2 separate regions of the Homo sapiens genome follow, and region 1 is linked to region 2. The links are chromatin loops, found by intact Hi-C in ENCODE. Cell type or tissue: ascending aorta. All regions are shown on one strand. Links, peaks and the distances in the headings refer to the core of each region. The heading gives the core; the rest is flanking DNA.

Evidence for each region. Hi-C counts contacts between places; a loop is a spot of excess contacts. Peaks named below come from ENCODE experiments on the same cell type or tissue, not always from the same donor. Only the 100,000 strongest peaks of a DNase experiment are listed, where the experiment ranks them.
Region 1: a loop joins it to region 2, with 2.1 times the contacts of the local background. A loop is called at or near these places in 4 of 110 quality-filtered maps.

Annotation. Positions count from the first base shown.
Region 1 is chr15:68,419,816-68,423,815 of GRCh38, reverse strand. All of the region lies in intron 1 of ITGA11 (integrin subunit alpha 11), which reads left to right. Among named protein-coding and RNA genes, the nearest start is that of ITGA11, 10 kb to the left of the region's middle. In ascending aorta, for the core only: no CTCF peak of the experiment used is centred there; DNase peaks (open chromatin) are centred at 1,785 and 2,395; H3K27ac peaks cover 3,442 bases.
Region 2 is chr15:68,360,965-68,371,548 of GRCh38, reverse strand. ITGA11 (integrin subunit alpha 11) reads left to right here. Exons shown (of 30, transcript NM_001004439.2): 3 at 2,265-2,365; 4 at 6,751-6,842; 5 at 9,845-9,959. Among named protein-coding and RNA genes, the nearest start is that of ITGA11, 66 kb to the left of the region's middle. RefSeq lists enhancers at 1,113-1,614, 5,561-6,760. In ascending aorta, for the core only: a CTCF peak has its summit at 5,038 (motif pointing right); DNase peaks (open chromatin) are centred at 4,614, 5,048, 5,588 and 6,191; H3K27ac peaks cover 4,000 bases.

The DNA.
Region 1 (4,000 bases), core at 1-4,000, 55 kb before region 2:
ATCAACAAGAAGGAGGAGGCCGGCCTGCGGGGTGGGACAAGCAGGGGGACACCTAGGACCTCCCTGAGGTCCCCAGCTCAGGTTTCATTGTCCCTCTTGCCCCCATTCATCCAGAGCTTTCTCCACAGCCGTCAAAGTGAGGCTCAAAAACAAACAGAGTTGTCTTACTTTCCTCCTTAAATCCTTAGTAGCTCTCTACAACCATTGGGTTGAGTCCAGACTCTTTGACAGAGCCAACCAGACCAGGTAGGAATGGCCAGCCCTGGCCTGCATTCAGGACTCACCTCTAACAGAGCCATACGTTTGGGCACCTGCACACGCCAACAGCAGCCCCAATGAGACTGAGCTTCTTAGTTTCTTAAACACACTGAGCTGTCCCTGGCCTTCACTCCTGTTGTTGCCTATGTCTGATTCTACCCTCTGCCTCATTTCTCCTGGCTGCCCCCAACTTATTCTTCAGGTCTCTGCTTGCCACTTCCTCCTGAAAACCTCCCCTGACCTCCTCAATCAGTCAGGTGGGGCCCCACTTGTGTGATTCCAAGGTGTCCTGTACTTCCCCCGCCATACAGCATTCCAGTTGCCTGGACATCTCCCCTACTGAAAAGGGAGCACCAGGAGAACAGGGACCATATCTGTAATTAGCCACTGTATCCCCGGGTCTTGCACAGCGCGAGACATAGCAGGTGCTCAGTTAAGATGTGTTGAATGAACCAAAGAACTCTCTGTCCAGGTAAATGGAAAGCTATTTAAGGGCAGGGTAGATGTCTTCAATTTCTTTGCACATGCACTCCAGGAGGTAATAGCACAATAGCCTTTGGAATCAGGCCCTGGGAGATGCTCTGGGGGATAAAAGATGAGAAGAGATAACTCCTGCCTTTCAAGGAGCTTGTGGTTTAGCAGGAGAGAGATTTTTGGATAAATAACTACAATGCAAGGGAGGAAGTAATGACTGTGAGCCAGCTACAGATAAAGGACTCTGGGATTTGAGAGGTGGGAGAGAGATTATTTGTAAATGCAAGAAGGACTGGGTCTGGCAGCAAGAGGGTTAGGGAGAGAGTTCACCTGGGTAAACTGCCTGAGGTTTGGTGGGCAGGATGCCGGAGTGTGTGCTGTGAGGAATGGTAAGAACAGAACAGTGGGCTGAGGCCTCTGAGAGGAAACCGAAAGCCAACTAAGGCATTTGGATTTAGCAGATGGGAGCCATGGAAGGTTTTTGAGGGAGAGCAGTGACATGTTCTATCTGTGCTTGGAGGAGCTTCCTCAGGTGGGAGGGGGAGGCTGGATACAGCAGGGCTACGATGGGGAGCAGGTAGAATGATAAGATGGCTACTGCAGCGACCCAGCAAGGGGACACCAGAGTGAAATGAGGTGGTGAGATGCAAAAGGAGTGAACCCAGGGGGATAGAATTTAACAGGGCCTGGTCACCAGAGAAGGAAAGGTGTCTGGGAGACCAAGGACGGTGTCACCAACCTGAAGAGAGGCATGAGAGGATGAGAGGTTTGACAGGGGAAGTTGAGTCAGGCCTGAACGTTGACTTTGCAGTGCTCGTGGGCAGGTGGAGGTGGCCCTCAGGCAGTGGAGAATGTTGCTAGGGAGCGTGCAAGTGAGTAGTCGGACTTGGAGTGGTTTGACTGGGAGCTTTCACACAGACGTGCCTCAGTGGTGCGGGCCTGAGTGAGAGGGAGCGCCCCACGGCACAGAGCCTCTATCCCTCCACCCCTTTTCAGGCCCAGAAGCAGTGATTCATGCCCCAAACTTAAAGAGAATTCAAATTCGGACTTTAAAAGCCTTTTAGAACAGAAGAAACCAACCAGAGGGCCAGGCCAGACCACAAGCCAAACATCAGCTGTGGAATGTGCTTGCTGCTGATGGTGAAGCCAGCCAGGGGCAAAGGCACCAGCAGGCTTGCCAGCAGCCCCTACCATCGTCCTGAACATGTCCCGGTTGCCACTGGGAGTATCACCGCTCTTAACTCTCTTCTAAAAAAATTTTAATAAACACGTAATAATAATTGTACATATTTCTGGGCTACATAATGTCCTCTCTTTTCAGCGTAGATCTGTCTGCATTCTAGCCCATCTGAAACCCAGCCCCTCACCCCCACCCCCCACCCAGGCTGGCCCCACATCACCTTTGTGTGAAGGCTCTGATCTCCCATCTATCTTCCCCACTCTGCTCAGCCCAAAAGAGGAAGACCAGAAGGCAGGTTACACGAGGGGTCAGGGGACAGAAAAGCTCCCATGGCCTGTGGCCACAGCCCCCTCACTGGCCTCCTTGCATCCGCCCTTGTACCTTGAGGCTCTCCCACCCAGCAGCCAGAGGACTGCCACCAGAATGTAGGTCACATCATGTCATGTCCCTGCTCCGCTCCAAACCCTCCAGGGCTCCCCGCTTACTCTGAGTAAGAGGTCCCGTGTGATCTGGCTCTCCTGCATTTCTGACTTCCTCCTCTGTGCCTTCCCCACTGGCTCACTCCGCTCCACCCCTGGGGCCTCCGGGCTGTTCTTCAAACACATCAGGCACCTTGGACTTTGCACTTGCTGTTTCTTCTGCTTCGAATGCTCTTCCCCAAGAACCTCTCTCACTTCCTGCAGGCTGCTGTATCCAGCCTCCCCCTCCCACCTGAGGAAGCTCCTCCAAGCACAGATAGAACATGTCACTGCTCTCCCTCAAAAACCTTCCATGGCTCCCATCTGCTAAATCCAAATGCCTTAGTTGGCTTTCGGTTTCCTCTCAGAGGCCTCAGCCCACTGTTCTGTTCTTACCATTCCTCACAGCACACACTCCGGCATCCTGCCCACCAAACCTCAGGCAGTTTACTCCAACATGCTTCTCCCATTGAGGCCTTGCCTCGGGCTCCTACCTAAAATTCAACCCCCCTGCATGCATTCACATGCATAAACTCCCCTCCTATCCCCCTTCCCTGCTTTAGTCTCTCCGAGGCTTTTAATATTATCTCACATTATTACCTGTTTTATTTATTCATGTTGTATATTGCCTGCTCCGATGGAATGTAATCCTGAGAGCAAAGATTTTTGTCTGTTGAGTTTACTTACGCATCCCAGGGCCCAGAACAGTGCTTGGCCAGAGTACACAAGTGATAAATAGTTCAAGAATGAATCAATCAATCAGTTAAAATCTCCCCACCCGCCTGCCACAGTTGCTAGAAATCCCATTTACTAATCAATCACTCCTTTTAGATAAGCCAATCCTCCTCCTTACGACCCCAGGCTACTAGGTAGGTATACATTCAGTCCTGACTTTTCCCTGTCCACTTGTTATCAAAGGCTTTCTTTCCAGACAAGAAGAGGTTGGTGGCCATTGAGCATCGCTTACAAATGGGCAGAGCGAGGAAGGTTGCTGAAGGGAGGAAGGGCTCTGGAAGGGAGGGGAACCTTAGAAAGGAGTAAATTGGCTCACAGCAGGCAGTCCAGGTCAGCCCAGCTGGCCCCATGCTATTCATCACTATTTACTATGACTCTGAGATGACACAAGGAGACAGGGGAATGGCCTTGTTTTTACACAGTGAAAACCTAGTTATATAATGGGACTTCCTAGGAAACAAGGGGGCAGGGAGCATGCAGCAGAAATTTTAAATGCCTCATTTCCCACAAAAGGGTAGTGATTCAGACATCATCTATATGCCACAGAATGTGGCCATGTTGTTTAGCACCCAAGAAGGAGCTGGGAGTGCCCAGAAAAGATGGTGGGAGCTGAACATAGACCCCAGATTACAGTCCAATCCCTGGGAACCACCAAGCCAGAATCTGTCCTGGTGGCTTGGGAGATGACATGAAACCCATTGCACAGGTGGAGAGACTGAGTCTGAGCCTAACAAAGTCCATATTAGGAGCCTGTTCCACTGACATAAGGTTTCAACACTGGTCTCGACACTTAATGGCAACAGTAATACTAGCTAACATAGAAGTTAAGTAACTTAGCCAAGATCACCCGGATGATAAAGTCACAGCCTGGCATTTGAAGCCAGGCAGTCTGACT
Region 2 (10,584 bases), core at 2,887-6,886:
ACAGACGGGGGTTTCACCATGTTGGCCAGGCTGGTCTTGAACTCCTGACTTCAGGTGATCCACCTACCTCAGCCTCCCAAAGTACTGGGATTACAGGCATGAGCCACTGCACCCAGCTGGCCGTGGCTTTTCTAATCTAGAACATGCTGCGCCTGATTCTCCCAGAGGCACCCTGAGAGGTGCTCCTCCATCTGGCAACAGTGCCCGGGAGGAACGTGTCCCTCAGGAAGACTTGGTCACGTGTCAGGTTAACCTTGAAAACTGGAGCAGCCCCAGAGAAGTAAGCTTAGAGCCCAGGGTTCTCTTACTGACCTTTTTCTTTCTTTCTCTCACTTTCTCTCTCTCTCTCAAGAATGGAGCAGCCTTGACCACACAATCACTTGCAGAATTAAGTAGCCAAAAATCACCTCGTCTAGACAAACAGATGTTATGGGTCCAATTAATTTCTGCCGGTCAAAAATAGGCGGGCTTAATAAGGGGATATATATAGAATCTGCCATCATCTGGCTCCCCAGGGGAGAAACCTCAGCTCTTATTTCATAGACGCTTAATTTCAAACAGAGTTCTATAACTCCCACTTCAGACCTGGCTTTCCTTCCTGACAGCGCCAAGGTGGACCGGGGCAGGGAGAGCAATGGACCACAAGAAGCCACTTAAGTGCCATGCAGCCCGAGCCTCCCGGCCACCTCCTCCCAACCATCTAACTCCGCTGGCATGTGGTGGCTTCTTCTTTGGGCCATGTCACCAGGCAGTGGGAAGCTGCTGGAAGAGCAAGGTCTAAAGAGCTCCAGAAAGTCCAACCTGTCCCTGTGCCCCAGATCCCACCATCATCTGTTCTCCATCCCTCGGGATCGAAAGCCTTTCGGGGCTCTTGTGGGCTGTGGTGTCCCCTCCCACACACAGTACCGCTGTCCCTGGGAAGGGTTACCGTTCTTAGCCACTGTTAGTATGTGGCCTGAGCAGAGAGCCAGACCGGCACCCAAGGCCTAGAGGGCCCCAGGTGTGCCAGAGTCACGTGCCACAGACCCAGTGGGCAGGTCAGAATCCTGGGACACTCTGGGCCCCCGTGATGGGGCTGCTCTCTGGTGGGTGAGAGATGAGGCGTAGAGGGCCCTGGAGAGCACTAAGGACAGGACCTGGGGACCCTCCAGTCTGAGGTAGAACTCTCCCCAGCATCAGTGGGGGTGAGTCCACAGCCGCACCTCCAGGGTCGCAGGCTTTTCCTCCAGGGCACGGCCACCGGGGCTTGGCCGGGCCAGGAAGGAGTGGCTGCTCACTTTTCCCTAGGTACATGTAAGTAAGTAAGCCAGGTGTGTTAGTTCCTTACGGCCGCCATAACAGATGATCACAACCTGCGTGGCTTAAAACAACAGAAACGCATTCCCTCAGAGTCCTGAAGGACACGAGCCTGAAAGGAAGCAGCACCAGGTCCGCACTCCCTCCGCAGGCTCTGGGGGAGAATCCTTCCTTGGTTCTTCCAGCTTCTGGTGGTCCCGGGCGCTCCTTGGCTTGGGGCAGCATCTCCTAACTCTGCCTCTGTCTTCTCGTGTCTCTCTTCTCCCCATGTCTCTCCTCTGTGTTTCCTCTTCAGGACACTTGCCATTGAATTTAGGGTCCACCCAGATAATCCAGGATGATCTCAACCCAAGAACCTTAACTTAGTTACATCTGCAAAGACACTTTTTCCAAAGAAGGTTGCAAAGGCATTGGCTCAAGGCAGGAGCCCCAGCTGCATGGCAGCTTCCGCCCACTGGCTGCCTTGTCCACCCTGACCCACTCTGGGGCACCAGCTTTAAGGCTTCCCTGTAAGATGAAGAATGAGGGCCCTTTCAGGTAATGACAGATGGTCAAGACTCTGTGGCTCCAGAAACATCATTCCTTTGTCAGAATGACTTCCATTACCACTCTCTCGTCATTTGACAAACTCATATTCATCCCTTAAGACCCAGCTCAAACATCGCCCCCTCCTCTACCAGGGATTTGCCTCCATCCCATTTGTTGCAGAGCCCATGTGGTCTTCATCTCTGTACCTAGGCAAGGGCCTAGAATGGGCCACAGGTCCCATGACTTTATGCTGAAAGCCCAGCATCCCTCCCTCAGGGAGACAGTGGTCCCAGCCTGAGGGTCTGCATGTGGTCACACCTCCAGGGTTCCCTCCCACCCTCCCCACCCAACTTCACCTCCACACTGCCCACCAGGCTCCATCCTCTGCCAGGAAAGAGTACCTCCCCCAATGTCTTTGCTCATCTTCTCTTCCTTCCCAGGCTGGTCGTGGGCGCCCCACTGGAAACCAATGGCTACCAGAAGACGGGAGACGTGTACAAGTGTCCAGTGATCCACGGGAACTGCACCAAACTCAACCTGGGTAACGTGGGCTGGTGGTCTCTTCACAATGAGGCCAGCGGTTGTCTAACACAAGGCAGGCTCTGATGCACGCCCATGTCCATGGTCACACTGACTCCTTCCTGCTACTCCATGAGATGACCCAGCTGATATCACTGCCCCCACTTTACACATGAGGAAGCTGAGGCCAGGGAGAGGAGGCAACTTTTCCACAGTCACACAGCTTGCCAGGGGCTCACCAGGAATCAACCCAGGCCCTAGCTGTCCCAGGCCATTCCTCTTTCTGACTCAGCCACTGCCCTTCAACTCAAAGTTTTCTCTCCCAGGAGAAAAAAAAAAAAAAAAGGACTTCCTGTCTTTTTCCTGATTTTGAAATAATAACAACAATAGCTAACATTCAGATATCTTCGATAATGTTCACCATGTGTGAGGCACATTTGGACTCATTTAATCCTCACAACACCCATATGGGATTTAACCATTTAACAGATAGGAAATGACAGCATACAGAGGTGAGGGGACCTGCCCGGGGTCACTCAGCTCACAAGGAGCAGGGCTTGGCGTCCAGTTCATGCAGGCTATGGCCTCCCTTTAACCACCATGCAGCACTGCCCTTCGGAAATGCAAGCTTTTCCTCGCCAAAGAGCTTTCAGGCATATTCTGGAACAGGGAGATGCTGTGAACAGCCCCCAGCCTCCGAAGCCCTCCTAAAATCTACTCGTGTGTGTTTGCATGCATGTGTGTATCTGCTTATGTGTGTGCAAATGTGTATCCACTAAGCACACACACCAGTCCACTAAAGTGCTCCCACTTGTCCTAAAGGTCAGACAGCAGCTGGGTCATTGCTTGCTCTGCTCTCAGAAGGGAGAAAAAGTTCCATTTTGGCTGACAAGCTGCAATTCTAGGCTTTGCCCTGGAGGACTGGACTTCCCTAGGGCCAGGACCCTGGGCCTCCCTCCTTCGAGGAGCGGGGTCTCCACCCCAGAGCAGTGGGGTGGGTCTCCCTGGGAGATGGGGGATGGGAAGGGCAGCAGGGTCTCACTGGGCGGGAATGGCAGAGGTTCAAGAGATAAGCTGATGGATGAAAAGGTCAGCATCCAAAAGAAAGCCCAAAGAACTCCCCAGGGCAGCCAGCTGTCTGTCACATGGTCCCGGAGGCTCCCGCTGTCCACATCTGCATCAGCACCATGGGTGGGAAGTTCAAAACCCAGCATAGCCGGGGCCCAAACTTCAGTGAGGAAATCGTCTAAGGGAAGAGGGTGCCTGGTTGGTGGCATATGGTTCCAGGTCATCAGCACCCTGAGAACACAGGCTTCTGAAACTGGCCAACCTGGAGTCCCCTTCCAGCTGTACAAATTCTTTGCTGTGTGTCCATGCGGAGTTCACATCCTCTCTCTGAGCCTCAGTTTACTCGTGTGTAAAGCAAGGAGGCTGGACTCGACAACCCTTAGGATCCATTCCAGGTCTAATCTGTTTCCGAACCTTTAATGCGCACCTAGAGTGTACCAAACACTGTACTATTTATTGGGGATATGGTGGGGAACAAGAGGCCAAGGAAGGGGACAGTAATCGGGTAGGCAAATTAAGAAGCAGGATAGTTTTAGGCAGGGATCAATGCTGTGCAATAAACCAGGTGCTGTAATAAGAGTGGCTAGGGGGTGATGGAAGTGGAGAGGGATTTCTACCATAGAAGGTGATCAGGGAAGGCTTCTCTGAGCAGGTAGTTTTTGAGAAGGTTACAGGTGGGGGCGGAGCACTCCAGACAAAGGAGGAGCAAGTGCAAACGCCCTAAGGTAGGAACAAGTCTGCCCTGTTGGAGAAGATAAAGAAAGGCCATGTGGTTGGGACAGAGGCAATGAGGTTGGGGTGTGGTGGAAGAGTGGGCAGTCTTCTCAGGGCTTCAGCCACCAAGAGAAGCTCCTGGTCCAGGCAGGGACGTGGATTCGTGAACCAATCTTTTTTTTTCTCTGTTGCAATGTGGACCCCATTTCTCTCCAGAGGGAGGAGGAGACATAAAGCCATGAGACCCTGGAAAGCATTTCTGAGCTGGGGCACAAGCCTAGGAGGCAGTGGGTAGCAAAGTGAGTTGGGATGGAGGAAAATTACTCTTCATTTGAGGTGTGGTTCTCTCTCTCCCACTGAGAAGAAAATGCATGGCAGAAAGAACATCTGTCAGTTTTGCCCCACAGTGGAAAATGCAAGGCTGGGAAACCTGAGTCCTGGGTTTTCCTACGGCCGTTCCAGGCACTGGGCAGCACGATGCCAGGAATGTTCTTTCCTTTTTCTCCAGGGAAGGCTAAGTGGGTGTCAGCCATTCACACCTCTGTGGGAAAGACTCTACCACTGGCACTGTCCTTCCAACACCTGGATAAAGTCAGGGTTTTCAATGAGGGGCAGGGGCTGGGGGAGGTGATGTGATTCTCAAAGCCAGGGCCTGTGTAGGGAGATATCTGGGCCCGGGACCCTCACCCAGACCTGCTGAGGAAGGCGTGAGTCTCTCCCGCTCACAGAGGGGTTGGGCAAAGACTTGAACCTGAGTCTGTCTAACTCCAACACAGGGATTTTTCCTCCCCTGCCCCTCTGTCTCAGCCAGCTGCACAGTTTCACTACAAACATCAGTCCCAGGGGAGAGGGAGGAAGGAGAGGGGCAGGGTGGTGAGGTCTGCGTTCCTTAAATAAACGGAGGGCAGAATTCTAGCCAGAAGGGGGCGAGGGTTACCCAGCCCAGTGGAGCATGGAGCCGCCCCTCTAGTTCCCACTGCCACCGTGATGCCATCAGATGGGAGAAAACACAGAACTCGGGATGAAACGTCACACGGTCTGGGCTAAAGATCTTGCTCTTTAATTTCCCAGCAGGTAACCTTGTGGCAGTCACTAACCCTCTCTACACCTCAATGTTCTCATCTGTAAAATGGAAATGATGACCCCTGGGTCTCCCAGGACCGTGAGGGGTCCTGAAAGGGCAGGTGTGCGCGGTGCTTTGTAGATGATAAGGCATCTCAGAAACACCGGGGCTTTACTGTTATTTTCTCTCCAGCTTGTTTGGGCAGACAAAAGAGAAATCGAGCCCAGTCATTCTTAGCACAGCCAAGAAGGGCAGATTTCAAAAGGAGCCTTGCTTCAAACTGAGGAAAACCAAAAAGGAAAAAACAACAAACACAGCTGCCCCTACCCTCCAGTCCACAAAACAGTCTGTGTCTGACAAGCTGGGCTCTGCCAGCGGCCCACCCCCAGACTCCTGCACCAGCTGGCCTTCCTGACCTGTGTGCCCTGGGAGCCAGGCCGACTCTTCACACTTCCAGTCACCGACACAGTGCAATGCAACCCATTCTTGCTCAAGGCCTCCTTAGAAATTATTCCTCCCATTGCTCGAACCTGGGAGTTGGAGATTGCAGTGAGCCACGATGGTGCCACTCCACTCTAGCCTGGGTGACACAGTGAGACCCTGCCTCAAAAAAAAGAAAAGAAAAGGGAGGGGAGGGAAGGGAAAATTAAAAAAAAAGAAAAGAGAAAAGAAAAGAAATTACTCCTTCCCCAGGCAGGGAAGCCACCCAGAGCTGTCCACACTGCATATTAGGGCTTGCACACTCTAGCTCCCCAGCCTCTCCCACTCCCTCTTCCTGTACACGTGCACACACACACACACACACACACACACCCCAACACACTTCTGGGGAATTCAGACTCACTTCCTTTCCTTCGGTGGCCTCCAGGATGATCTGGTAAAACCTTAAGCGATGCAATTTTTTTATGATTCTAATCTGCCGCAGAGCTGACCCTCTCCCTATTCCCAGCAGGCTGATAACCCAGCTCCTAAGCACCTCTCTTGGCAGCCTCCTTCAGAATGGCATTCCTGGGCAAGGCCTGGCAGCTCTGGAAGGCTCTCGTTGAGTTGGCTCTGTTACCCATGAGAGGAAACTCTCAGCTGTCACATGTTGATTGTTCAGATGAGCAGAGAAGTGGGCACAGAAAGAGTTGGGCACAGGACTGGTTAAGTGTGGATGGGGGTCAACTTGGAAGAAAGCGTAGCGGGGATACTGCACAAAGGAAGCCAGCCCAGGTGGGATGCCATGGCATGCTTGGGGGCACACGGGGAAGTGGGGCTCCAGTCGGATGGCTGGAGGAGGAAAAGCTGTGGGCTAGGAGATAGAAGGCTCGGTGAGTGCTCACTGTGTGACCTTGGGCAGGTTGTTTGGCCTCTCTGAGACTCGGTTTTCTCATCTCACAGGCAGTTGTGAGGATGTCCTGAGAGTACGTCTGGGGAAGGCCTTTGTAAACCCTGAGAGCCAGAGGTCCCCAGGGTCAGGGAGAATCGGGGAGGCACCTCGGGTGACCAGACCAGCAGCAGGCTCTGGGCAGAGGGCGGGCAGGAGGGGGCTGCAAGCTGAACTTCTCCCCCAACCCCAGGAAGGGTCACCCTGTCCAACGTGTCCGAGCGGAAAGACAACATGCGCCTCGGCCTTAGTCTCGCCACCAACCCCAAGGACAACAGCTTCCTGGTAAGAGCCACCTGCCACTGCTTGGGGTCAGGAGAGGCAGGGGTGGGGGTGGGGAGGGGTGGAGCGTCTCCTTACACACCCTCATGTCCATCCTGTACACCCACTCTCCCCCACTCCAACCACCAAGCTGCCTGGCCCTGTGCATTCCAGGAAGCAGCTCCCCCGCCAGCTCCCTGCTTATGCCATTCCGGGTGGCAGGGCCCTGGGTGTTTTGGCAGGGACAGTCCAGGCAGAAGAAACAATTGAGCCCTTTTGTGTGCATATCCCGAAGGAGGGAGGAACAGCCAGAAAGGGGACAAGAATAAATGTAGATAGCCAACAAGTCTGGTGGGGGACTGTCCCTTTCCTTGGGGAGCTAGTTGTCTGGGCTGGAGGTCAAATCTCTGCTCTAGGCTTGAAAAAAGAAGCAGGCTGCACCACACACCCAAAGAAGACTTGGAAGGGATGCCATAAATGAGTAAACACAGACTACCACAGCCGAGGGAAGGGCTACAGAGTGACAAGCCGTCTCAACTATCCAGGATTAGATGAAGAAGGCTGGAGGAGGTTTCTGTTTTGTTTTTAAAGAAGAGACAGGCCTTCGCAAGGAAGAAAAGGGCATGTCTGGGTTGAGGTGGTAGAAACATTCATTCATTTAAACAATGATGTTTCTGAGCACTTACCATAGTATGTGCTAAGCCCAGTGCTGGGCACCGGGATTCAGCAATGAATAGAGACCCTGTCCTGCTGGAGCTTACACTGTGGTGGAAAGAGAGGCGACAAGCAAACGAGTAATGTCTAATAGGACTTTGGGGGACAGACAGCAGCAGGCTCTGCTTACAGGTCTCTGTTCTGTGCCCAGGTGAGCACATATGGACTCTGCACATGGTAGTGAGTGTGGGCGGCACAATGGATTGGCACTGCCTGCTCCTTGCCACCACCTTGGAGTGAGCTGCGTTGAGTATGGGCGATGCTTGGGGTTCAAACAGGATCCTTCTGAGACTGATGGTTCCTAGAAACAGTTGCAGGAGAGGACTTCAGAGAAAATTTACCCCAGAAAGCCCAGTACAAATTACTGCCCATTTTTAGATGGGGTGCTTGTGTCAGTCTTTGTTCTGGTCTATTTCTGCTGACAAATGAGACATCTGGGGCATGAATCACAAGACAAATTAGATAAGACAAATAAGACATAAAGATAAGACGATGACTGGGATGCAAGGGGACTTGAGTGCATAGTGGCCCTGCCAGGGAAAGTCATGAGGTGCCTTGATGTATATTCAGCCCACAGCCCTTTATTAGCCATAACCAGAGGCAAAGCAGGACCCCTGGCCCTATCCACACACATATCCGTCAGGGGCTTTGTCTCTACTCCCTTTTCCCTCTCAGGCTCCTTATCACATTTCTTCTTCACAAGGTGGTATGAAGGTCTGAGAGGAATGGTGTGATATATTCTCTGGGGCCTCTGTGAGTAGGTTAATCCTTGGTTTATAGATAGTCACCTGTTCATTGATTCACTCATCTGTCCATTCCCCTCTCAACAATTCATTCCTCCATTCATCTATCCAACCACCCATGCATTCATCTACCCATCTGTCTATACATCGATCCACCATCAATCTCCCATGTAATCATCCATCTTTCCATTTATTCCTTCCTGCATCCATCCATCAACCTCCATCATCTATCATTCATCCACCCATCAATTCATCATCCATCCATCCATCAACCATCCATCATCCATCTGTCATTCATCCACTTATTCATCCATCATCCATTCATCCATCATCCATTCATCCATCATCCATCCACCCATTCATCCATCAACCATCTATCATCCATCCATTATCATTCATCCACCCATTCATACATGGATCATCTATCCATCCATCATCCATCCACTAATTCATCCATCATCTATCCAGCCATCATTCATTCACCCATTCATTCATCATCCATTCATCCATCATCTGTCCACTATCCATCATCCATCCATTATCCATTCATCTATCTGTCCATCCATTCACATCTATCCATCATCCTTCCATCCATCTTCCATCCATTTATCCATCCATCCATTCATCATCCATCTATACATCATTCATCCATCCATCTATACATCATTCATCCATCCATCTACCACCCACTTATCCATCCATCTATCATCTGTCTATCCATCCACTTATCCATCCATCCATCTATCCATTCTTTATTCCCCTCTGTCCCCTGCCACTTCCAAACATTATGTACAGCAGCTTCAACAAAGTACACAGATAAAACATAACCTTTAAGATCTGAGCTTAAAAAGAAAGTAATTAAAGAAAGGGATCGGAAGTAGAATAATTACTCCCCTAAACCAAAGGAAATTACAGCACAAAATTTAGCTCTGGGTTTCCTGATAGCAGGATAACAATGGAAGCATGGAGCTGAGCTTTCATTTTTAATGACAATGACTCTGAGAAGAACCCTTCACTCAGTCCTTCAATGGGGACTGACATCAGTGTTTTTGGTAGAACATTTCACAGAAAGAATACAGACATTCTTATCTTCCCCTGCCCCAGTATGAGCCATGGCATGTTTTTGGGACCCAGTCCTAGAAGTTTGCCCAGTAAGGCCCTTCAGGCGACCTCTCAGACAGAGGAGTTATTCTAGTGACCCTTGAAGTGTTCACACCCGTGGGTGAAAAGGCTTCCCCAGATCCCGTATGGTGGGTGGGTGAGTGGGGTGGGCAGGTAGGGTGAAGAAGTATCATATTCCTAAATGATGAGATGGAGAACAGGGCCTTGAAAAAACAATGAAAGAGACTCCAAGATCAGTTTTTCTCCATTAGACCTGAAACCAAAGGAACTAGTACACATTGCAGCAAGAGAGAGTTCAGTTAGACCCAAAGAAGATCCCTCACCCCCTCACCCCTCAGATAGAAGTCTGTCTTGGGTCGTGGAGGATGGGAGTGGGCCTCAGGCCATTGGACCTCGATCCTCTCTGAGGTCCCCTCACTGACTGGGGATCTGCACTGCCCTCCCCAGGCCTGCAGCCCCCTCTGGTCTCATGAGTGTGGGAGCTCCTACTACACCACAGGGATGTGTTCAAGAGTCAACTCCAACTTCAGGTTCTCCAAGACCGTGGCCCCAGCTCTCCAAAGTAAGTGGCTTCAAATCTGCAACCTCAAGCTGAGCAGTGGACAGTCCAGAGAGACTTGGGCCCTGAGCACAACAACCTGTGGCTAGAAAGCAGTATTTGGACTCTAGCACTGTCCTGCCCCAGCTCTCCGGATGACCTGGAATGTATCACTCCACTCTCTGGGCCTCTGTGGGAGTCATAATCCTGGCCTCCCTCTCCCAAGTGTGATGGTGGAGAGCAAATGAGCTAAGGTTTCAAAGACAATCCCAGCCTCAAGGGAGGCTCACTGCAGAAACCCTGGGTATATAGGAGGTTACCTGGCAAGCACATGCAGCAGACAAGCTGTGCACTGCACAATTCTGGGGGAATTGTTCACTTAGACATATGAATGGCGCCCCCTGATGTTGTGCAATGCAGTAGCCTTGTAGATGAAGGAACAGGGAGAACAGAAATCTCCTTGGTAGTAGTTCCACCAAATCAGTGCTCCTGGACAGCAGGGAGTTCTGTCCAGCTCGTCCAGAGCCTCATGGAACGTAAAACCTCTTGCTCATTGCCCACCTGCGAAGAAAACCTGGGGAATTACTGCTCAGACCCTGCCTCCCACAAGCCCAGACTTCTTGGCTCTGAGCCTCACTATTTCCTCTGC